Regions from separate parts of the Homo sapiens genome. Here all the other regions are linked to region 1. Evidence: chromatin contacts called from ENCODE Hi-C or POLR2A ChIA-PET data. All regions are on one chromosome and are shown on one strand. Each heading gives the region's core, a stretch centred on a gene start or an enhancer-like site at or near the end of the contact. The rest is flanking DNA. Distances are from core to core; before and after follow the strand shown. Region 1 overlaps FGGY (FGGY carbohydrate kinase domain containing). Region 2 overlaps JUN-DT (JUN divergent transcript). Region 3 overlaps JUN-DT (JUN divergent transcript). Region 4 overlaps LOC112268263 (a long non-coding RNA gene). Region 5 has its middle 12 kb from the start of LINC01358. Region 6 holds the start of LINC02777 (long intergenic non-protein coding RNA 2777). Region 7 overlaps JUN-DT (JUN divergent transcript).

Region 1 (2,869 bases), core at 95-2,594:
CAAAGAGAGACGCCCAACTTCAGAGGGGAGCTGAAATCAGTTTCTACACCCAGGCTTCCTTCTTTGTCACAGTTGAGAGGTCGAATGAATGGTATGTTTAACCATGAGGCCATGGGGGAATTGAGATGCTGATTCCCAGAGCATTATAGAAACACTTTGGTAATGGGGGTGTGGGGGTTGGAGGGGAGTGTGAAGAAGCATCTGTAGTTTTTCTGGGCATAATGCTAGGTACTGACCAAGGGGTGGGAACTGCGGGGTGGGCATGGTTCTGACTAGCTGGGAAGATAGAAAAGTATGAAGTAAAGGACCAAGTATCATAATAGAGTTCTACTCAGTGTTTTTGATGAGAAAAAAATGATACATATGACATGCAGAACCTTATCAATAAATTATCTTTCTCCCCTTTCAAATGACATGAGGTTCCCTAATAATCTTTGGGCTGGAACAAGACATCTCAGAGAGGCCAAAATGTCATATATCACATTACATTTCTAAACAACCCAATGGGACAGGGAAAAGTACTATTAATATTTTAACTTTGGAAACTATGTTTAAATCCAGAAAAAATACAGAAAGCATCTCATCAATCAGAAGGAAAAAAAAGACATGCTTTTTTGATAAAAGTATTATTATCTCTATGTACAGATTACAGAACTGAGGCTCAGAGAGTTCAATCACGTTACCCAAGATCACATATTTAGTAAGTTTCAGAGGTAGGACTGGAACCCAAGCTTGTCTTATTTGAAAACCCACTTTTAAAATCTTCAACTCTCATTGCTTCTCTGATTGACTGAAGCCTTGGGCAGAAGAAACAAAGAAAATAGGGGGTGATGTGGAGGGGCACAGCATGCAATTCTGTTTACCTCTTGTGTCACCTACTTGCAAAAGACTGGAAGAAGAGAGTCTGATTTCTTCTCAAATACTGCTTCCCATTGCTGCTATCGTCCACAACTGAGCTATCTATTTCCCCCACTGGAAAGAAGTCACAAAAATGTTAAGCACGCCAAAGTCTTCACAGCGACGATGGTTATAATCAGCAGATCACAGAGAACAAGCTATGTTGCATTAAGAATACAACCAAGAAGGAAGGAAATTCTGATACGTGCTACAGCATGGATAAACCTTGAGAACATTATGCTAAATGCAATTAGCCAGTCAACAAAAGACAAATGCTGTATGATTCCACTTATATGAGGTATCTAAAGAGTAGTTAAATTCACAGAGACAGAAAGTAGAATGGTGGTTGCTAGGGGTTGGGGGAGGGGGCAATGCAGAGTTATTGTTTAACGGGTAAAGTTTCAGTTTTGCAAGATGAAAAGAGTTCCGGAGATGGATGGTGGTGATGGTTGCACAATAATGTGAATGAACTTAATACCACCAAACCGTACACTTAAAAATGGTTAAGATGATAAATTTTATGTTATGTGTATTACAAACAAACAAAAGAATACAACCAGGACCACCTCCTCCAATGGTGATTTACAATTATGTACAATGTTCTCTTGCCTGGCACAATATGAAGCATGACCTTCAACATTTTCAAATTTTTTGAAGTAAAGGTATTTTTGTGGTATTTCCTCGCCACTTTTCTGGAAAGCAGTACATCTGGAGGTAAAGGGTTTTTTTTTTTCATGTAATTTTACATTTGCGTGTTTCATATGGATGCTTGTCCTGGTTTGATCAGCAACGAGCTCTCTGGCCATGCACAAAGCACTTCCCGTTTCTGGGTCTCAACTTCCTCATCTGTAAAAAGAGGGTTTGTGTGGGATGATCTCTAAGGGCCCTTCCAGTTCTCAGTTCAGATTCCTATTTTTCCAAATGCTAATAGTGTCTACACTCTTAGGTACACATTGCTTACTATTAACACTCATCAGATCCTTTTTGCGAGCCACTCGTCATTTCAGAAATACCTGCACTTGCTGCACTTTTCCTGGGGGCTAGACAGAGAGATGAAGGACACAGTGTGAGGTAGGTAGACAGAAAGAAAACAATTGAAAGGCCTCTTGGAAGGAGCACTGGACTGGGAGTCTGATGCTATGAGGTTTAGTCCTGGGCCCCCGCCACTTGCTCACCATGTGAATCAGGGAGGAAGAAAGCATTTACTGGGGCCTTTTATGCATGAGGCACTTTTATACATATTATCGTACTATTTCACACATTTTAGTAATTCAGGTCCTATCTTCACAATTATTTTCTTTTCTCAAGTACTACCTATAGTATTGATTAGTCATAAAATATTTCTTTAAGTCCTGGGAAAAAAACTTTTCTTTCTTTTTAAAATTTTCTAGGGAAAAATGTTCATGAAAACCCAGGTTTAATGCTAGGTACTTTTCTAGTATCTATTAAAACTTAGAAAAAGGGTGTCTATAAACCAGGACGTAGAATGCCTGAATGTCACTGGTGGTATGTCTGTACATTTTGGAAGATGACACTTGATCTTATTTTATCTCCATTTTTGGCTGCTGGTGCCCATGGAATTCAGCAACTCATCCAATTTTGAACCAGCAGAACTCACAGCAATGTGCTGGTTCATATTTCTCTCACTTTTAGAAGGAATATGTTCTAGAAAGTTGCATACACAGAACTTCCATGATTTTTAGATTTCATAGATGGCAACACTTCCAAAATGACTTGGGAGACTGACATATGGTTAGAAAGTTTTTATTTTGCTAAGAAGAAGCTCAAAGTTTTCTCTGACAAGTAATATATAAAAAAAAAACCCACAGGACTTTCTACATCAAATGGTTGGGAGGGGGACATCTCAGGATAATATGTCATTTAAGAAGAAAAAAATTAGCTTAAGGAAGAACTCATGACATTCTGCTTACTCTTCCGTATTTCTGACTAGTAAAAACCCTGTTATGGACCA
Region 2 (2,817 bases), core at 192-2,691, 890 kb after region 1:
ACTCCCCTCCCTACAGTCTTTCTATGGCTCTCCATAGCTTTCTGTGGTTTTCAGCATCCCATTCAATCTGATCCCTTGTGCACCTCTCCAGCCCCCTACATAGTGCAGAACCTATACAGGCCAGCCTGTCTTTCCTCCATTCCTTCTTCCTAGAACCATTCCCGCTTGGGCCTGGCCAGCTCCTACTCCCTCAACCTTTAGGCCTTGGAAGGGATAATACTTCCTGCAGAAAGCCCTCTCTGAACACCAGCCCCGAGGTTGTAACTCAGACCTGCTAATGCCCATCGCATCAGGGGTCTACTTCTACCACAGCTCCTACCATGCTCAACAATAAATGTCCATTTCTCTGTTCATTGAAGCAGTCTGTGAACTCCTTGAAGGCAGAGACTGTGCTTCCTCATTTCTATCTCCAGCACCCAGCATAGCAGGGGCTCAGTGAATATTTCTGGATCAAAAAATTAATGGATCAACCCCCTACTAACCACCTTCAAATAAGATTTGTCTTACAAACTCTACTTGAAACTTTTTTTGTTCATCTGTGTGTGCTCTTCCTTTCCCTAATCTGAAATTCCTGGAGGCCACTGTAGCTGGGTTAAATTGGGACCCCAAAAAAGATGTCAAAACCCTAAACCCCAAACCCCAACACTTATGAATGTGAACTTATTTAGAAATAGGGTCCTTGCAGATGTAATTAAGTTAAGGATCTCAAGATGAAAACATTTTGAATTTAGGGTAGACCCTAAATCCAATGATTGGTTTCCTTATTAGAGAAAGGTGAGGGAGATTTGAGACACAGAGACACACAGTAGGGAAGATCATGTGAAGACAGAGGCGCGGAACGGAGCTGTGCTTCCACAAGCCAAGCAACACCAGGAGTCGCCAGAAGCTGCAAAAGGCAGAGAGTGGATTCTTCCTTAGGGCCCTTGGAGGGAGCGTGGCCCTGCCAACATTTTGATTTCAAATGCTTTGCCCTCTAGAACTGTGAGCGAATACATTTCTGTGGCTTTAAGCTACAAAGCTTGTGGTCATTTGTTACAGCAGCCACAGGGCACCAATAGCAGCAGTAACTATGCCTCTCGCTGGCTTGATGCTCCACCCACCCCTGAATCTTCCACCTTGCTGTACGCATAGTAGGGCCTCCATAAAAGCCCTTGTGAGAGACTGATTAGGAAAGGCCTTGTCATGAGCCATCCTCTGTTTTCAGCTGGGTTGCCTATCCTAATGGTTAACCAAAGCCAAAGAAAGTTCATGAAGACAGCACAGTCAGGTGCATCAGTTAGCATGGCCGGTGACTAGCATCTATTGAGTGCTCACCCTGGGCTAGACATTCTACCCATGCTGTCTCACTTAGGCATCTTTCATTCAACACGTTATTGAGCACCTGTTTTCAAGTAGGTCTATTCTACAAAAGAGGAAACTGAAGCTCAGGGAGGTGGGGTAACATGCTTGAGATCTCACAGTAAACAAGTGGTGGTGTCAGGACTGGAACTTTGGACTCCGGATGTTATTTTTCACTTTTCTAAGCTACCACGGTTTACGACATGAACAGAATTAAGACAGAGAACATGAAGGGAAGGGAGAAAAAGGGTGGAGAAGAGTGATTCAGTGCTGGCAGACATTGTGCTTTTGTTTTCATAGTCTGGGAGCAATTAGGTAGCACACCTGTGACTTTCAATTTGTTGTGGTGGGGCTAAATTTAAACCTTGAGTCATCTTTATCCGTAATCGATATGTATCTATATGAGCAAAATTAATCATATTGTAAAGCTGCCATGGGAATTCTAGACAACATCACAACTATGGTACAAACCACAAGCATGAAAGCCAGGCACGCCATTGCTGCAGACGAAACAGCGTTGGTCCCAAAGGTATGTGTGTGAAGGGCCCCTGAGCAGCCACCTAATTCTCCTCATCACCCTGGTCTGGTTAAGATAAAAGTTGATCAGTGACCCATTCAGGCCCCAAATCACCTGGAGCGTCAGTGCAGGCTCTTCCGTGCCATTTCATAAAGGGGACACACACATTCACAAAATCCAGCAAATATTTATTGAGCACTTACTGTGCTCCAGGTTCTGGGGACACAGCAGAAAACAAAACCAAGTCTGCTCTTATAGAGGTCACGTGCTGCTCAGGGGAGAGAGAAAATAAATAAGTAAATGAATAAGTGTCTAATATGCCACTGATAAGAGAAAAGAGGAAAACTAAAACGGAGGACTGGGAGTGCTTGGGTTTTTTTTTTTAATATTAAGTCATCAGGGAAGGCCTTTCTGATATGGTGCCATGTGGGCAGAGGCCTAAGGAAGTGAGAGGATGAAGCCTACAGATATCTGGAGGAAGAGAGAACTATATATGTGTGTGTGTGTATGTGTGTGTGTATATATGTGTGTGTATGTGTGTGTTTTTGTGTGTGTGTGTGTGTGTGTGTATATATATATATACACACAGACAGATGTATATATTTATAAAAGACCCAAAGCAAGAATGTGCTTGAATGTTCCAGTAACAGCCAGAAGGCCTTTGAGGCTGGAGCAGACTGAGCTAAGAGGGAGGTCAGGGAGTGCCAGAAGACAGGTCACACAGAGCCTTGCAGGCCATGGTGATGAGAAGCCACCGGAGGGAGTGGCACAGAGGAGCAGCAAGGTCTGGTTCAGGTTACAGAAGGACTGCCCTGCATGGAGAATGAAACAACAGGGACAGATAGAGGCAAGGAGACAAGTTAGAAAGCTGCTGCCACAATCCAGGAGACAATGGCTGGTGACCTGGACAGAGGGCTTCAATCACAGTAGATAGAAGCTGACCAAAAAGGTAAAAGAAAGGA
Region 3 (2,756 bases), core at 114-2,613, 850 kb after region 1:
GAAATTAGGGGACCATAAAATGGTTTGGCTCCCAAGCTCTGCTAACATAGCAGTTGTGTGACCTTATGCAAGTCACTTAAATTCTCCAAGCTTGGGCTTTCTCTATTGTAAATAGGAAGCAAAGTCCAGACTTCACAAATGGTGGTGAGAATCAAATAGAATGAGACCCTATTTGAACAAACCTTGTAAATTGCAATGTCAAGTTCATGTGAGAGATGGAAATGGCTCCAGGAAGCTATCTGTGCCTGGACAGGGATACCAGCAATGGTTAAAGAGGCCAAGTGCCCACCTTCAAACTCCTGCTCTGCCTATTATAAGTTGTGTGTTTCTGGGCAGATAACTAAGCCACTCTATGCCCATTTACTTATTTCCAAAATGGGATATTGCTAACAATAATGGTATCTACATCACACAGTGGTAATGAGGATTAAATAAGTAAATATTTATAAAGTAGTTAGGATAGTGTTGGTGTTTGTTCTGAAGGAGAGAACACGAGAAGAAGGAAGGAAGGAAGGAAGAGGGAGAGGAAGAAGGGATGGAGGAAATAAACATCCCACTAGAGATCTCCTGTGCTGGAAATTCACCATTTAGTCCTTGGTATTAAGTATTATCTTTTCTAAGAGTCCTTTTTGAAAATGCAAATGTTCATAAAAGGCATGGCATAGCAATTCAAATTTAATGTGCATTTATTGAGCAAGTACTGTATGCAAGGCATTGTGTTGTGTCATATAATCCTCTGACCCCTTCGAGACTGGGAGTGGGGAAGGTGACACATGGAATCAAGAGGAAAAGGGGAGACAGAGGGAGAGAAAGAGACAGAAGGGCCATTTCCCCTACAGTGGATTTGGCATTGAAAGGACTTGGGTCCATATGTCGGCTCTGCCAGTCACCAACTCCATGATCTTGGACAAGCATTCACCACCTCAAGTTTTACCTTTTAAAAAATCAGGATAATGACAATTAGGTTGCTGTGGTGACAAAATGAGATCATGTGTGTACACATCTAATTTTTCTCCTCCCTACTCCCCATTTTTGTGACATGCCTCCTGTGACTTCTATGCACTGGATGGAAAGGAATTGCTAATGGCTGCAGCTAGAGGACTAAAGTCAGAACTCTGTGAAGAGGACATCAGTTTGCCACTTTCTCTGTTCAGTAAAAAGGCAATTTTTGTGGAGACCATGCTCCACTAACTCATAGGAAAGCATTTTCTCCCTGTGACATCTCCAGTCGATTTCAGCCGGCAGTAACCAAGTGACTAACTCTTCCTCCAGGGGCAAAGAGCCAGACCTGGTGTTTGACTTCTCCCTAGCCTCCCAAGTGCAGAGATGATTCCTACCGGATACTGGTCCTTGGAGGAAATGGGAGAGAAATTCAGCTTTGGCTTTAGCAATTCAACTGATAAAGGAGGCAGGGAAAAAGCTAAGTGAGACAGAGAGACTACAAAGCCCTCTTCCTGGATCCTGGCAGATGCCAAAGGAAGAATCTGCGAGTGAGTAATTCTGCAGCCTGGAGCCCAAAGGCTGCAGCCAGAGGTCTGTGCCAAGAAGGCAGCGGGTGCAGGAGAGGTGGGCGGCTCCTGGGCTGGCCTTAACCGGATGGGGGACAGCTCAGTGTGAGTCAGAGGCTGAGCCTCTGCTCCAAGGGCCTCCTGCAGGCCACATCCATTCAGATAGGCCTCCCACGAAGGAAGCTTTCCCCTGCATAGACTCAGGTGGCCTTTATTGTGATAGTGTGTCATCAGTAGGCATTGCATGCAGATGATAGAAAATTCCTGCGGTCCAAGCACAAGTCTGCACAAAAACAGAACAGATAGTCAAGGACGCAGGTATCAGGTCTGTGCCCAGGTTGTGGGCTGCCGAACTCCCATGCTGAAAATGACAACAGCTATCATTTATTGAGAGCTCACCTGGTCCCATCACTGTGCAAAGTGCAAGCCAGCTCCAAAGCCCTTATGTGCAACTACTAAACATTTTGGTCTCCAGAGTGTACAGTAGAGCTAGGAGAATATTAGGTAAGCCAGTTCTCTAACTACCTCAGTTTCCCCATTGCAAAATGGGGATGATATTTGCCTACATTATGGGTTACTTTGAGAACTGCAGCACAGCAATTCAAAATCCAGGCTTTTGAGTCAAAAAGATCTGGGTTCGAGTCCCAGCTCTGCCTCTGATTTGCTGTGTGAGCTTGAGCAAATGTCTTATCCTCTGTGAGCTTCAATTTCCTCATGTTTTGTGGATCGTAAGAGAACCAACCTCAAGGGTTATGACAAAAATTAAATGAGATAACATATGAACCTGCTTCCTCATCTGTAAACCAGAGAAAATAATACACATTTTTCTCATTGTTGTGAAGAGTAAATAACATTTTAAGATGGTTTATTAATATATTTCATATTCAGTAGGTTCATGGTTATTATTATCATTATTACCATTTCCATCAAATAAGCCATTATATAAAAAGTTATTGATAAATTTTAAGAGGCTGTTTTTGATCAAAAATATATTGTTTACTATATTTAAACAAGGCTCTAAATGTGGTAATTAGTATTTTTATTATAACTGCCATTTTCCTCATATACTACAATCTCAGTATGGGGCAAGGGAGCAAAAAACTCACTTGATCTCTCTGAGTTCCTTTTCAGGAGAAATTTAGGTTACATTAGGATTTTCAACCTCAGACCTGTGGACCCAAAAGGGTCTGGGAAAGTAGTAAAGGCAGTGAGAGAAGGGTACCTAGAGGTATTTTCAATATTCCAAAA
Region 4 (2,968 bases), core at 401-2,900, 940 kb after region 1:
TGAGGCATAGTTCATATCAAAGTTACCTCTTTCATCACCTCAGCCCATCCATCTAGGGGCTTCAAAAATGTTCTCAGACCTGGAATCTTAACTGGGGCCAAACAGTACACAGCCTAGTGCATAATACCAAGATCAAACTGACTGGGACAACTATGGGAAACTCTAGGACATCCCCTAAACTGTCAGCATATCCCACACACATGTTTTCCTTGCCTTCACTGCCAACCAGACCAGGAGCCAATATCCCAGGACCAATCATAGCACCATTTATGGAATGTGTTCTGTGTTCTGAGCCTTATGCTGAGTATTGTACTTGCAATGTTTCAATTAATCCTCACACTAGATCTAAGATAAGTAATCTTATCTCCTTTTTACAGATAGGAAAACTGAGGCTTAAGGAAGGTTAGGACAAAAGTTAAGGAACTAATGGTTCATAAATGATGGGCCAGAGTTTCTATTCCAAGTTTATTTGACTATGATCTTGGGTATTATGATGCCTCTGTAAGAATTATTTTGCAGATGAGTCCCATGAAGGAAACTGACCTACCTGCAATCACATAGCTAGTAAGCACCAAAACTGGGATTATAATCTATGTCTCTTCAAGTCCAAAGACATGCTCTCCCTGTGATACTGTGCTACCTTCCCCAATCCCGTAAGACTAGTTTCTGCCCAAGCGTCCCTTCCCTGAGCTCAGAGCCTGCTGTTGTCCCTAGCCTATTGTTGAATGGCCTGGATCCATGCCTAGCTCTTCTTAGTTTCTTTCCCTGGAATCTGGGTTCCAGATTTTGTCCTTGCTGATGGGACACCTGCTGAGGAAGGACAGATCTTCCCAAAAGATGACAGATCCCTACTTGGTTCCAGAGAATGCAAACAAGAGTTCTCACTTCAGACACATCTACCTTTGAGAATGAGCACCAGACTAACCCATTCCCTTGTTTTCTGTGTTGGATCTGTTAAGCTGCCATGCTCCAAAATGCTGAGTGGGGTCAAGAGGTTGTTCTCCAGCCTGCCTTCTTGCAATTTCATCCTCTTGCTAATTCAGGCATGTTAGAGACCCATAATTCTCATACTCAGGCCTGACCGATAACAAATATCAGCCGTTATTTTTTTTTATGCTTCTTCATTTCCAATTGTAAAAGTTGTATGCTCATTGTTTTATTTCCCATTGCTACGACAAACCCTTCCTCTCTATAGCAGTGCTACAGGAGCATAAAGGGAGCAGAGTTGCAGATGGCATATTGTAACTGGCCTTAAGTACAAATTAAAAATCCACCTACATGGTCAAGGGATGCTACAACCAGATCAATTTGCAGATAAAGGTGCTCATTCAAGCTGAAGGATTTAACAGAAAAAAAGCAGACTAAGAAACAGAATATTTAAACACTTCAAGTCATTTGCTTGGAAAGACTTTCTGCATCTTGTTGGAGGAGCGAGTCATCTTCCTGTGTGAAGTGTTCAAAGCTCACTTCCGGTGAGTAATGAGAGGGGCATTCAGGTCTGGATGCAGCCACTGTGCACGTGGTGAAGTCCACGGCACTACGGCTTCCTCTTCAGAAAGCAGAGGTGCTGCCTCTTAGGCTCCATAATTCTGGGCTCTTCTCCAGGCCACAAAACAACCAAAGTTTCTAAGGGCATATGCTGATGGCATCTGCCAGCTCTCTATCCAGTGCAACTATGGCTGTCTGTGACTCACAGTAAGCTCCACCGGAAGCCTTTTCCATGTGTTTCTGTGCAGGCTCTGTTGGCTGAAATTCGTGCCAGTCCCGAGAAAGGTCTGTGGTTCTGGCAGGCAGCAATCATGTGTTGGAGAGCTGCAAGGACCCAGTCTTAGTTCAGGCTGTAGCTGCAGAAAGGGTAAAAACACAAGCCAGCACACACTGATGTGTATAGTGAATGGGCCTGGACTACCTCAGTAGGCTGGAAAATACATAACAGTAGGTCTGGGGGAGAATGTACATCACATACACAGAAGGCTACTCATTGTCTAAGCCAACAATGGAATTTCAAAAAAGATAGAGAAGACCCCATTTCTCTGAAGCAACAAATCGTGCAGGACAGTAAGAGACTTGTGTTAGAAACTCCCATCCTACCTCTTATCTGGGTTAACCATAAGCCTTCAAATGACCCCACAGAAGCAGCCTGCAAGGGAGATGGTGGAGATGTTATCACTTCTACTTTTCACACGAGGAAACTGAGCTTCCGGGAGGTTAAGTTGCCATAGATCACACTGATAGTCAGCGGCCCCAGAGGATTTGAACCCACATCTGTCAGACTCAAAAGCCACCCTCCTACCTGCTTCAAAATTCATCTTGTTCCGATAAATTGTTATTCAAAGTCACCTGTGTTCAATGCTGGAGCCAAACACCCTTTTGGGGTACTGAATAAAAGAAAGAAAAGGAGAGAGGAAAGGAGTCCTAGCTTTGCTGCTTTTAAACAATGTGGCCTTAAGCAAGTCACTAATAACCTCTCCAGCCTGAATGTTTAATTCTGGGATCACTTTGACAAGTTTATCAGGGGAGATTCTCTTGTGCTATTTCCTTTATTGACCCTGAAAAAGTATAGTTTTCTCACTCAGTCATTATTCATTGATTCCTTCACTCTGTAAACATCTACAGACTACTCAGCGGCAGGCACTAAGGCAGAAGGATAAATAAGACATGGTCCCTGCCATCAAAGTAGTCATGGTCTGATGGGAAGAAAGGCCTACAAAAACAGTCACGTGGCAGTGCACAGGACACAGTGCTCACCCTCCATAAGCACAGACCTTTCTGCTGGTGCAGACCCGGAGCCAGCTTCTCAGCATGCACAGCAGAATGTGCACTACAGCAGCACCCTGCCCTAGGACCATGGGAGCACAGGAGAAGGGGCAATTAACACTCAGTTTTTCATCTTTGAACCACAGTCACTCTCTGAAATTACATCTTAGGGCCTTAGGGCTATTTTCACTGCATGGCACTGTTGGGTGAC
Region 5 (2,790 bases), core at 50-2,549, 690 kb after region 1:
TGCACTCCAGCCTGGGCAACAAGAGCAAAACTCCGTCTCAAAAAAAAAAAAAATAGCCATCAACATAATGAAGGAGGTAGATTTTAATTCTTACCACTCACTTTCAGGCTTTAATCTCCAGGTTCCTATAGACATACAGGTTGGGGACTCTTGGTAAACCATAACTTTCAACATGCAGGCACTCATTTTGACAAACAAATCAGATATTCTCTACCTTCAACGTTGATTAAACTTTCTAAATAATGTCAGTATACTGACTAAAGACAAATTAAAGCACACTTGTTGAGCCATACCTCCTAGAAGCCCTGCCACAGGTCCCTTCTTCAGCGTCACTGAAGAAGCATCACATGACTATTTGAAATTAATAATACCTCTTGTCAGACATGTACTGCATTTGTGTACAAAACATTTTCCTATCCCTTTTTTCTTATTATCCTCAGAAAAGTGCTATGAGTTAGAGGTTCCTAGTCCAATATGCAGATGAGAGAATTCTTTAGATTGGCAGTGACCCTCATTGGAAAGAGCACTGTGTCTGGGTTCAAGCCCTTGTGAGGTGTCAAGCCAGGGCTTCCCTTTCCTGGCCTTAATCTCTATACCATGTGGAGGTGGTCAGACAAGATAGCTTGTACCAACCCATCTACTCTGAAATTCTGTGAAAGAAGAGCAGAATTTTATAACTGTAAGCATATTCACCCTCCTTTGCAATGGCACAAAACAGCCCCAATTTAAAATAAACTATGAACCTTGGTGGGCAGGTTTAGAGCTTTAGTATCCATTTTGCTCTTCTGCCCCAGTTCTGCCCATGTCTCTGTAGGCCCAGAACACCTTGCCATGTCTCCTTAGCACAGGTTTTTAGAAGGAATGAATTCCTGACTGTGAAAACTTAAACTGGTCCTCTGAAGAAAGTGAGGCTCAGAGAGGTTCAGTACCTTGTCTGGGGACACACAGCTGGTGAATGACATAGTTCAATGCAAGCAGCATGCAGGACAGCAACAGTCTGTGTAGAGGTGTTCCAGGTAAGAGCATTTTCTCTGTGATTCCTCCTGGGGCTGTATGTCAGGTGAATTCAGATCTGTCCTTGAGGTTAGGCCCTTTTAGGTCAGATTCGAGAAGCAACCCTTGGCCTTTTGGAGGTCTGAGGCATCTGCTTTTAAAATATACAGAGGGCCCGATGGCATTACAAGGCAAGGCTGTGGATATATCCGAGCCAATGTGGACACATGTTTGGTTCTGAAGCCAAAGGTTTGCAATTGGCTGGAGTGGCCCAGTGGGTGGCGGTTTGTCTAGCTGATGGTCTGGCACCGTCATGAGTCACAGCCTCAGGAGACAGAACCATGTGCCTGGAGATAGCACTGCCTGGGCCACCCTGAGCCCTGGTCTGTAGTATCCTCTCCACCTCTCTACTTTGGTTTCCTCCTCGGAAAATGAGAAGACAATGCGAATTCCCAGAACTGTTCTGAAGCATAAGACCACCGACTTCACATCTCAGCTTGTCTCCTTGCTGTGTGATTTGGGGCATGGTATTTAATCATCTGAGCCTGGCTTCCTTCATCTGTCAAATGAGCATAACAATGATGTCTCCAAAAGGTTGTGGTTCAGATGAGATAAAATCCTAAGAGTAAGGAGCCTGGCACTTAGGAGAAAGGCAGCCATTTTTGTTAGACTATGAAAGAGTTTTAGGAAACAGAAAGAGCCGCTGCAGTCTACGGTGGAGGTGAAGGCAGCATCACTTCTGTGTTGTTGTTATTATCCTTGACAGATGGGCCTGGACGAGAGGTCTGAGGTGAGTTGGGGAAGGCATGAGTCATGTGAGGGCAGCCCCCGGAGCTCCCAGTGCAAGAGGCACTGCATTTTAAACTAGTTGTGGAATTCATTCCACTGCCTTTTTCAGCCCCAAAGACACTGGAAAAAAATAAAATAAAAAGCAAACCACAGCATTTTCAGGCCTCCCACTGGTTTTGCCTTTCTTCCCCCAACGTATTGTTTTTGGGAAGGGCTGTTTCAGCCACAGCGCTGTCAAGAAAACAAGGTGGTTTCCCTTGACCCTTGGCAACCAACACATGCTTTTTCCTACGCTTTGGTGCAGAAGCCCACAAGTGATTTTTAAAAATAATAAAATTCTTCTCTATAAATAAACCCTTATGCTTTCTGCTGTGGGTCTTGGATGGATGAGTTTCTTCTTCTTTCTGAACTCAGTAAGGGCTAAGTTCCCCTCCACAGAGGAACTGCACATTGTGAAGCAAGGGATATTTTGGTGAATCACCTGCCATTGCGTTTTCCACCAATGCAGGAATGGCAAAGTTCTGGAACTTTTACTTAAAGATCCACCATTCCTCAAGAAGACCTATAGCCTCCACGGAATACCCTATCCCCTCTTCCTCTAGAGATTTTACTACTGCTACCGTTACTGGTTTTCCAGAGTCTGACAAATTAAGCATTTATAAGAATTGACTCAGTGACCGCAGAGCAACAGAAAGAGGATGAGTTTTAGAGTCCAGAGACCTGGGTGTGAATTTTAACTTTGCTCCTGACTAACTGTGTAACTCTGGACAAAAGGCTTATATAATTTTGGGCAAGTTACTTAACATCTATGTTAAATGTATGCCTGCCTTGTTTTTGGGATTCCTGAAATGGATATAAATGGTCCATAACTCATGGAGCTGTGGTGAAAATTAAATGGAAAAAAAAATGCATTTGAAGCCCCAAGTACACAGTAGGTACTCAATAAATGGTAATTGGTATCGGGTAAGTTCTCAGCATGACTAGTTATGATCAAGAAAAAGAAGGCTC
Region 6 (2,754 bases), core at 41-2,540, 790 kb after region 1:
ATTCCGTCTTCATTCAGTGAACATCTGATTACTTAGAGGTTCAAATTGCTTTCTATATCTTAACTCATTCAATCCTTATAGCAACCCCACAAGGCTGATCTTATTGTCAATCTCCATGTTGTAGATAAGGACAGTGAGGCTGAAAGGGGTTAAGTCACTTGGTTAAGGCTCACAACCAGTAGGTAGTAAAGCCAAGATCTGAAACTGGACAGTTGGGCTCCTAAGCCTGTGCCCTTAACCACAACACCATATTGACCCTTCAAGAGTGAAAAAGTATGTGGCGTCTGCCTTAGACAGGCATACTCCCCAGGTGGGAGACACAACCTGCAATAAGTGTGTGCAACCTCATACTATGGGCACCAAGAGAAGAAAGGAAGGAAGGATTAATTTTACAGGGGGAGGAGGGAGAGAATCAGGAAAGCTGCCTGGAGGAGGTGAGCTTTATCCAGTTTCCAGAGCTGACTCACTTTCCTCCAGGTTTCTCTGCAGATGGACGAGTCTTTGCTGAGGCAGGCAGGTAGAAAGGGACTGGAGCTTAAGGGATGCAGTCAAGGAAGTCAGTGAGAGAGGGAGGGCAGGACATTAGGCTTGAAGTGTGTGAGGTGGGCAAGTTAATGAACCTCCAAGAGCCTCAACTTTCTCATCTGCAGAATGGGGATGATAACACCCACCTTCTGAAGCTGTTTGAATATTAAATGAGATAACGTGTATATACTTCCCGACCCAGTATTATTCCTCTTTATTTACCTTTCATAAAACTATTTCACTCACTAAAAATAAATTTAATTGAGCATATTTTTGACACAGTAGCATTAATAATCTTGAGTGTCATTATCAGTCATTCATAATAACAATATAATGAATAATAATGTTAATTGCCATTGACAGCACTAAGTGCTTAAAATGTATGATCCGTATTTATCCAATCTAATCCTCAGAATGTATCTTAAAGATAGGTAAGGCGTCATTATCCCCATTTTACAGATGAGGATAATGAGGCTGAGAGAGATGGAGAAAGATATACAAAGGTCACCCAGCGAGGAAGCGGCAGGATGGGTATTCAGACCCAGGTCTGTTGGTCCCAGAAAAATGTCCCCCCACACAGAGGATGTCCCGTGTTTGCAGTTCATGTTGGTCTTGGCCACGTCCCTCCGCTCTTTCTCAGAAGGAAAACAAACATTCTAAGAGGTCTGCTAGGCCGAGGGAACGCGAACGCCAAAGAGAGGGAGGGAAGGGGCTGGCCGAGGCCGGAGGATGGGCCCAGACTGGGAGGGTGGAGCCGGCTCCTCGCCCCGAGCCCGACAGCCGCATAAAGCCTGCTGCTTTCACTGGCCCGGTGGGGGCCAGCAGGGTCAGGGCCCGCGGAAACCCTCAGCCTGGCGGGCCGGGAGGCCGCGGTGCTGCACTGGCTCGGCGCGCTCCCCGAGTGGCGCTCAGGCGGGGCGCGTTCATTTCATCTACAGACTGTCGGGAAGGCTTCCCGAACTCCTCCTCCCTGCCCGCCTTTGCGCAGGGCCGGACTCTTCGGAAACTGAAATCACGGGCCGCCCGGCCCCCACCAGTCCTCGTGGGATCCGGCCCGGGTTAACCTTCTATGGGGAGGCCCAGGAGGGCCGGGCGGAGCGCCGGGGCGGGCGTGCGCTGACGTGGCGAGCGGCTCCCTCCACCCGCTCCTCCCGCGGGCACTGCCGAGGCCCATGGGCGGGAAGCCGGGCGGCGGGCGGGACGTGGCCTCGGTCCCGGCCCTGCCCCGCCCCGCCGCCACTGAGACTCCCAGCGCCACCAACGTCGGAGTTGCAGTTTCTTTAGCTGTCATATGCAGACAAGTACTACCCACCTCGCCTTTGGAGTGAGCAGCATGTATGTACGGTACCTGACACCTAAGAAATGCTCAATGTATGGTCCCTACATGGTGTCACTGTGATTGTTGTCGTTGTGGTTACGCTGGGTTGGGCAGCTCGCCTTGTGAAATAATGAGCTCCCATTGCTGAGACCGTTCAGGCACAAGTTGAATGAGTTCGGGGGACAAAAAGAAATACGTTAGAACAGGAAGTCCCCCAAATTTGGCATCCCTCAATACCGATCTGGTGACTTCAGAATCACCTGGGAAGCTCAAACAGCACCTCAGACCAGGGATCGAAATCCCGGAAGGCAAGCTCGTCTAAAAGTACAGCTTCATGTGTAAACCACTGATCTAGGCCAATAGTCCCTGCACTTTTCATCTTCAAAGACCCTTCTGTGATTCCCTCCTGCCCCACTGACTGCACAGTGTAAAGTATGTTGTTGACCAAACTAGATTTAACTCACAATTAATTTACTCTCTAACTAAATTATTAATCAAAGCCCCAGAGTTCATTAAACAATTATTGAATACCTACTGTGTGCCAGGCACTGTGCTGGACACTGGTGGTCTGGCGGATAGACAAGGACTCTGTCCTCATGGACTTACCAGTCTGGGGAGGGAAAGCAGAAAATGAACAAGAATTCAAATACTGACACTGAAGCCAAGAGAATCCAGCTGAGCTGAAGGCACCCAATATTCCTACAATGAGCAGATATGGGTGTATCAAAAGCAAAAGCAAATAGAAGCCTGGCACGGTGGCTCACATCGGTAATCCCAACACTTTGGGAGGCCGAGGCAGGCAGATCGCTGCCTGCCTTAGAATATATTGTGATAGAGAAGAGTCCATGAGTTCAAGACCAGCCTGACCAACATGGTGAAACCCCATCTCTACTAAAAATACAAAAATTAGC
Region 7 (3,030 bases), core at 143-2,642, 820 kb after region 1:
TTAATTTTGATAATATATGTTATTTAACCCAAAATATCCTAAATCTTTTCAACCTATAGCCATTTCAACCTATAACCAAAATCATTTAAACCTATAACCAATTTAAATTACTAATGAGATAAATACATTCCATTTTTCACACTAAGACTTTGAAATTTAGTGTGTGTTTTATCCTGACAACACAGATCAGTCACATTTCATGTGTTCTCTAGCCGCGGGTGGCTGCCAAGTTGGACCGGGCAGGTTGAGACTAATTTAAGTGTCCTTGCTGGGTGCTCCCTTAGCACCCTATACTTACAAGTGAAGAAGTCATCCTTTCTGTGGCAAATGTCCGTTTACTTGGTTTATCCACAAGCAATTCCCTTGAGGAGATGGAATAAGAGGTACCCCCAGGGCCTACATAGTACCTAGCACAGAGCAGACACTCAATAAATACTTGTTAAACAAATATTATTCATTTCTCTATCCCCAGTGCTCAGCCCAGTGCTTGACCCTCAGTAGGCATTTAATAAAGACTTACTAAATTAATGAAGTCACGACCCAACATTTTAATGGTAAGTGAATTTGCAATTTGACAGCAGGTGAAAACCTGGCAGTTTATTGCAGAGGAGACAATGGTACCTTTCTAACCCTCAAAGTAACACCTGCCGTTAAGTCAAATTTCCTTCACTGCCTCCTTTCTCCCAAACAGAACTGGAGCCAGATGGGAAGCCATGGGCCTTTCCATTCCAGTAAAATCGCACAATGCCTGGTCTGCAATGATAAGCAAGCATATCAAGTTCCCATGAACAAATAAAATTAACTTTCAGTGAGGGCCAAATTTCTCCATTTCACTGTATCTCTTTTTCTTATCAGAGTGTGCAAGGTAAGAGGCTCTGAAAGGTTGCCAGTCGCTGTCTGATTGAAATCTAGGGAGCTTTACAATAATGCTGATAGTAATTAAAACGATCAGACATTTCAACCTCAGCACTGCACCACCACTTACTAGTTAAATGAACTGAAGTAACTTATGTGTCGTCCATGAACATTCATTTTCTCATCTGTAAGATAGCCAGACTTATCTGGCCATGCTGCTGTGAGGACCCTGTAAGAACAGAGCTCCCCACACATGCTGGTGCTCAGTGAGTGGCAACTTGCATCATTCCCGCAGCAACCTGGCACGGCTCTCTGAATGGTATTTGCAAAGTGAGACTTAGCATTATTTTTGTCTTGACAATCAGCCATAGGCCAGATGATTTCCTTAAAGTTGTTTCGAGCTGCCCCCACCCCCTTTGTGGACAACTAAAACACAAACACTATTTAGAAAGATCTGGGCCGAGTCATTTCTTTGGAGCCTGGTGGCAGGCCAGGAGGCTGATCACAAAGGCAGCATTCAGCTGCAACAACAGCAGCCTGGTGGGCAGGGGCCTTGTCCCAAACATTCTTGACTAGGCTTCTTGGGGGAAGGTGTTACCGGCCTGCAAATATTTGTTGCTCTATTTCCATAGCAACTACAGTGGCCATAGTGAAACCCTGAAACTGCACATCGAAACTTGGGAGGTGCCGCAAAGCCAAGCCTGTTTGGGAGGAGGCTTTCTCCTGGACCCTTCCCTCCCCTAAAACTGAAGACTTTTCCAGGATTCTTTCAAAGGGCATTAAAGAGAAGCTATTGTGCCAGCTGCACACAGCCTACTGCCTGCTCTGAGGAAGATGTATGGGCAAAGACTGTTGCCAATTGCCCATGATAAGCTTTAAGAGACTTTAAGCCAAAATGAGTGCCTGCCTGTTTTCTGCAGAGCTTTTGCAGCATGGTGTGCTGAGTCTGGCTCTGGCACAGAACAGTAACACCACCTGTGCAACCTCAGGGAAGTTGCTCACTGTCCCTGAGTCTTTTCCTCAGCAAAAAATGCAATTAAGCCCAATTTAATAAACTCATATTGATGTCTACTCTGAGCTAGATGCTGAGATTACAAAGCTGAAAACACCAGGCTATTCCCCTCAGGGAACTCAGATAGCCTATCAGGCAGAACTGTATTAAATATTAAGTTGGATCATACCAGGTACCCACTGCCTGGCACCCAGTGAGATCTGTTGTACTATAAAAGTTTATTTCCCTTCTTCTTCAAACCAGGCTACTCTAAAGAAAGCCCTGAAAGATGATCAAGGGCCCATGCATTTTTATAACATTCTTCTTGTACCCAAGATAAATTTATCAGTTTTGGACATGATCGTTTACTGATTGTGTACATTATATCTTCATTATAACATGCTTTCATGATCCATACCTCACTGGACTTTCTTAACCATCTGCTGTATTTGGAAGGATAAGAATGGGTGTTTTCACTTCAGAGTGAAGACACTGAGGCACAAAGGTGAAGTGATTTGTCCAGGTCGCAGTAGGAATTCGAACATACATTTTCCAACTTATTCTTTCAGTAAATATTTCTTGAGTAGCTGCTAGGTGCCAACATTGTTCTAGACACTGGGGTCAAAGGCAGTGAATAAAACAAATTTGCATTAAATAGTTCAAGTTCTAGGGGAAGGAAGCAGACTGCTAACAAACACATAAACGCAGACTACATTAAGAAGTGATAAGCACAGTGGAGAAAAAAGTCAGCAGAGTAGAGATGATAGCATTGCTTGATACTATTAATAGTTTATATAGATTGCCTGGGAAGTACTTTCTGAGGAGGCTGGGGAGAAGTGAGGAGCTGGCCCTGTGGATACCATGGTGGAAAAGTGTCCAGGTAGGAGGAAGAGCAAGGCGTGAGGCCCTGAGGTGGGAACACGTTGGCACATTGTAGAGCAGCCAGAAGGCAGGCATGGCTGTAGCAGCAGCAGAATAGGGAGGTTGGCAGGAGAGGAAGCCAAGGAGAAGTGAGTAGTCCAGTTCATGGGGAACTTGTAGGGCATGGAATTCATGTTGGGTTTTACCCCAGGTGAGATGGGAGTCGTTGGAGGGCTTTGGGCAAAGCAGTGGCCACAGTGTGATTCAGCAGGTTAAAAAAGATCCTGCTGACTCCCACATGAACAACAGTCTGAAGGGCAGCA

Evidence for each region. Hi-C counts contacts between places; a loop is a spot of excess contacts on that map. ChIA-PET counts read pairs that join two places held with the same protein, here RNA polymerase II (POLR2A). Pooled maps may share reads with other maps.
Region 2: a loop to region 1 is called in a pooled map, with 7 times the contacts of the local background. The contact joins two enhancer-like sites. A Hi-C loop is called at or near these places in 4 of 168 maps with a recorded cell type or tissue (PC-3, PC-9, ascending aorta and 1 more), 5 of 37 single-sample maps with no recorded cell type and 14 of 50 pooled maps. POLR2A ChIA-PET finds 5 or more read pairs at or near these places in 2 of 52 experiments (activated CD4-positive, alpha-beta T cell and activated T-cell).
Region 3: a loop to region 1 is called in a pooled map, with 2.9 times the contacts of the local background. The contact joins two enhancer-like sites. A Hi-C loop is called at or near these places in 1 of 168 maps with a recorded cell type or tissue (naive thymus-derived CD4-positive, alpha-beta T cell) and 10 of 50 pooled maps. POLR2A ChIA-PET finds 5 or more read pairs at or near these places in 2 of 52 experiments (GM12878 and activated T-cell).
Region 4: a map of naive thymus-derived CD4-positive, alpha-beta T cell shows a loop between it and region 1 (4-fold over the local background). The contact joins two enhancer-like sites. A Hi-C loop is called at or near these places in 73 of 168 maps with a recorded cell type or tissue (B cell, CD14-positive monocyte, CD4-positive, alpha-beta T cell and 51 more), 37 of 37 single-sample maps with no recorded cell type and 47 of 50 pooled maps. POLR2A ChIA-PET finds 5 or more read pairs at or near these places in 6 of 52 experiments (AG04450, MCF 10A, T-cell and 3 more).
Region 5: a loop to region 1 is called in a map of B cell, with 4 times the contacts of the local background. The contact joins two enhancer-like sites. A Hi-C loop is called at or near these places in 1 of 168 maps with a recorded cell type or tissue (B cell), 16 of 37 single-sample maps with no recorded cell type and 12 of 50 pooled maps.
Region 6: a loop to region 1 is called in a map of B cell, with 6 times the contacts of the local background. The contact joins the promoter of LINC02777 here to the enhancer-like site in region 1. A Hi-C loop is called at or near these places in 22 of 168 maps with a recorded cell type or tissue (B cell, CD14-positive monocyte, IMR-90 and 12 more), 14 of 37 single-sample maps with no recorded cell type and 35 of 50 pooled maps. POLR2A ChIA-PET finds 5 or more read pairs at or near these places in 2 of 52 experiments (A549 and RWPE1).
Region 7: a map of PC-9 shows a loop between it and region 1 (8-fold over the local background). The contact joins two enhancer-like sites. A Hi-C loop is called at or near these places in 4 of 168 maps with a recorded cell type or tissue (Calu3, PC-9, aorta and 1 more) and 7 of 50 pooled maps.

Annotation. Positions count from the first base shown.
Region 1 is chr1:59,695,751-59,698,619 of GRCh38, reverse strand. All of the region lies in intron 14 of FGGY (FGGY carbohydrate kinase domain containing), which reads right to left. Among named protein-coding and RNA genes, the nearest start is that of MIR4711, 36 kb to the left of the region's middle. Within about 2 kb of position 1,344, at least 3 of the 41 ENCODE cell types and tissues checked have a DNase peak (open chromatin) inside an H3K27ac peak, as active enhancers do; they include B cell and CD14-positive monocyte, where a contact is called at or near this core.
Region 2 is chr1:58,804,840-58,807,656 of GRCh38, reverse strand. All of the region lies in intron 1 of JUN-DT (JUN divergent transcript), which reads right to left. Among named protein-coding and RNA genes, the nearest start is that of JUN-DT, 21 kb to the right of the region's middle. RefSeq lists a silencer at 2,466-2,760. Within about 2 kb of position 1,441, at least 7 of the 41 ENCODE cell types and tissues checked have a DNase peak (open chromatin) inside an H3K27ac peak, as active enhancers do.
Region 3 is chr1:58,847,863-58,850,618 of GRCh38, reverse strand. The region is part of intron 1 of JUN-DT (JUN divergent transcript); the gene reads right to left. Among named protein-coding and RNA genes, the nearest start is that of LINC02777, 55 kb to the left of the region's middle. Within about 2 kb of position 1,363, at least 20 of the 41 ENCODE cell types and tissues checked have a DNase peak (open chromatin) inside an H3K27ac peak, as active enhancers do.
Region 4 is chr1:58,754,238-58,757,205 of GRCh38, reverse strand. All of the region lies in intron 6 of LOC112268263 (a long non-coding RNA gene), which reads right to left. Among named protein-coding and RNA genes, the nearest start is that of JUN, 28 kb to the left of the region's middle. RefSeq lists an enhancer at 1,005-2,204. Within about 2 kb of position 1,650, at least 28 of the 41 ENCODE cell types and tissues checked have a DNase peak (open chromatin) inside an H3K27ac peak, as active enhancers do; they include CD14-positive monocyte, where a contact is called at or near this core.
Region 5 is chr1:59,007,305-59,010,094 of GRCh38, reverse strand. No RefSeq gene overlaps it. Among named protein-coding and RNA genes, the nearest start is that of LINC01358, 12 kb to the left of the region's middle. RefSeq lists enhancers at 1,658-1,727, 1,768-1,817, 1,838-1,887, 2,158-2,267. Within about 2 kb of position 1,299, at least 6 of the 41 ENCODE cell types and tissues checked have a DNase peak (open chromatin) inside an H3K27ac peak, as active enhancers do; they include B cell, where a contact is called at or near this core.
Region 6 is chr1:58,902,674-58,905,427 of GRCh38, reverse strand. It overlaps LINC02777 (long intergenic non-protein coding RNA 2777), which reads left to right and starts at 1,290. Exons shown (of 5, transcript NR_183656.1): 1 at 1,290-1,860. RefSeq lists silencers at 1,197-1,446, 1,507-1,896.
Region 7 is chr1:58,873,358-58,876,387 of GRCh38, reverse strand. All of the region lies in intron 1 of JUN-DT (JUN divergent transcript), which reads right to left. Among named protein-coding and RNA genes, the nearest start is that of LINC02777, 29 kb to the left of the region's middle. Within about 2 kb of position 1,392, at least 17 of the 41 ENCODE cell types and tissues checked have a DNase peak (open chromatin) inside an H3K27ac peak, as active enhancers do.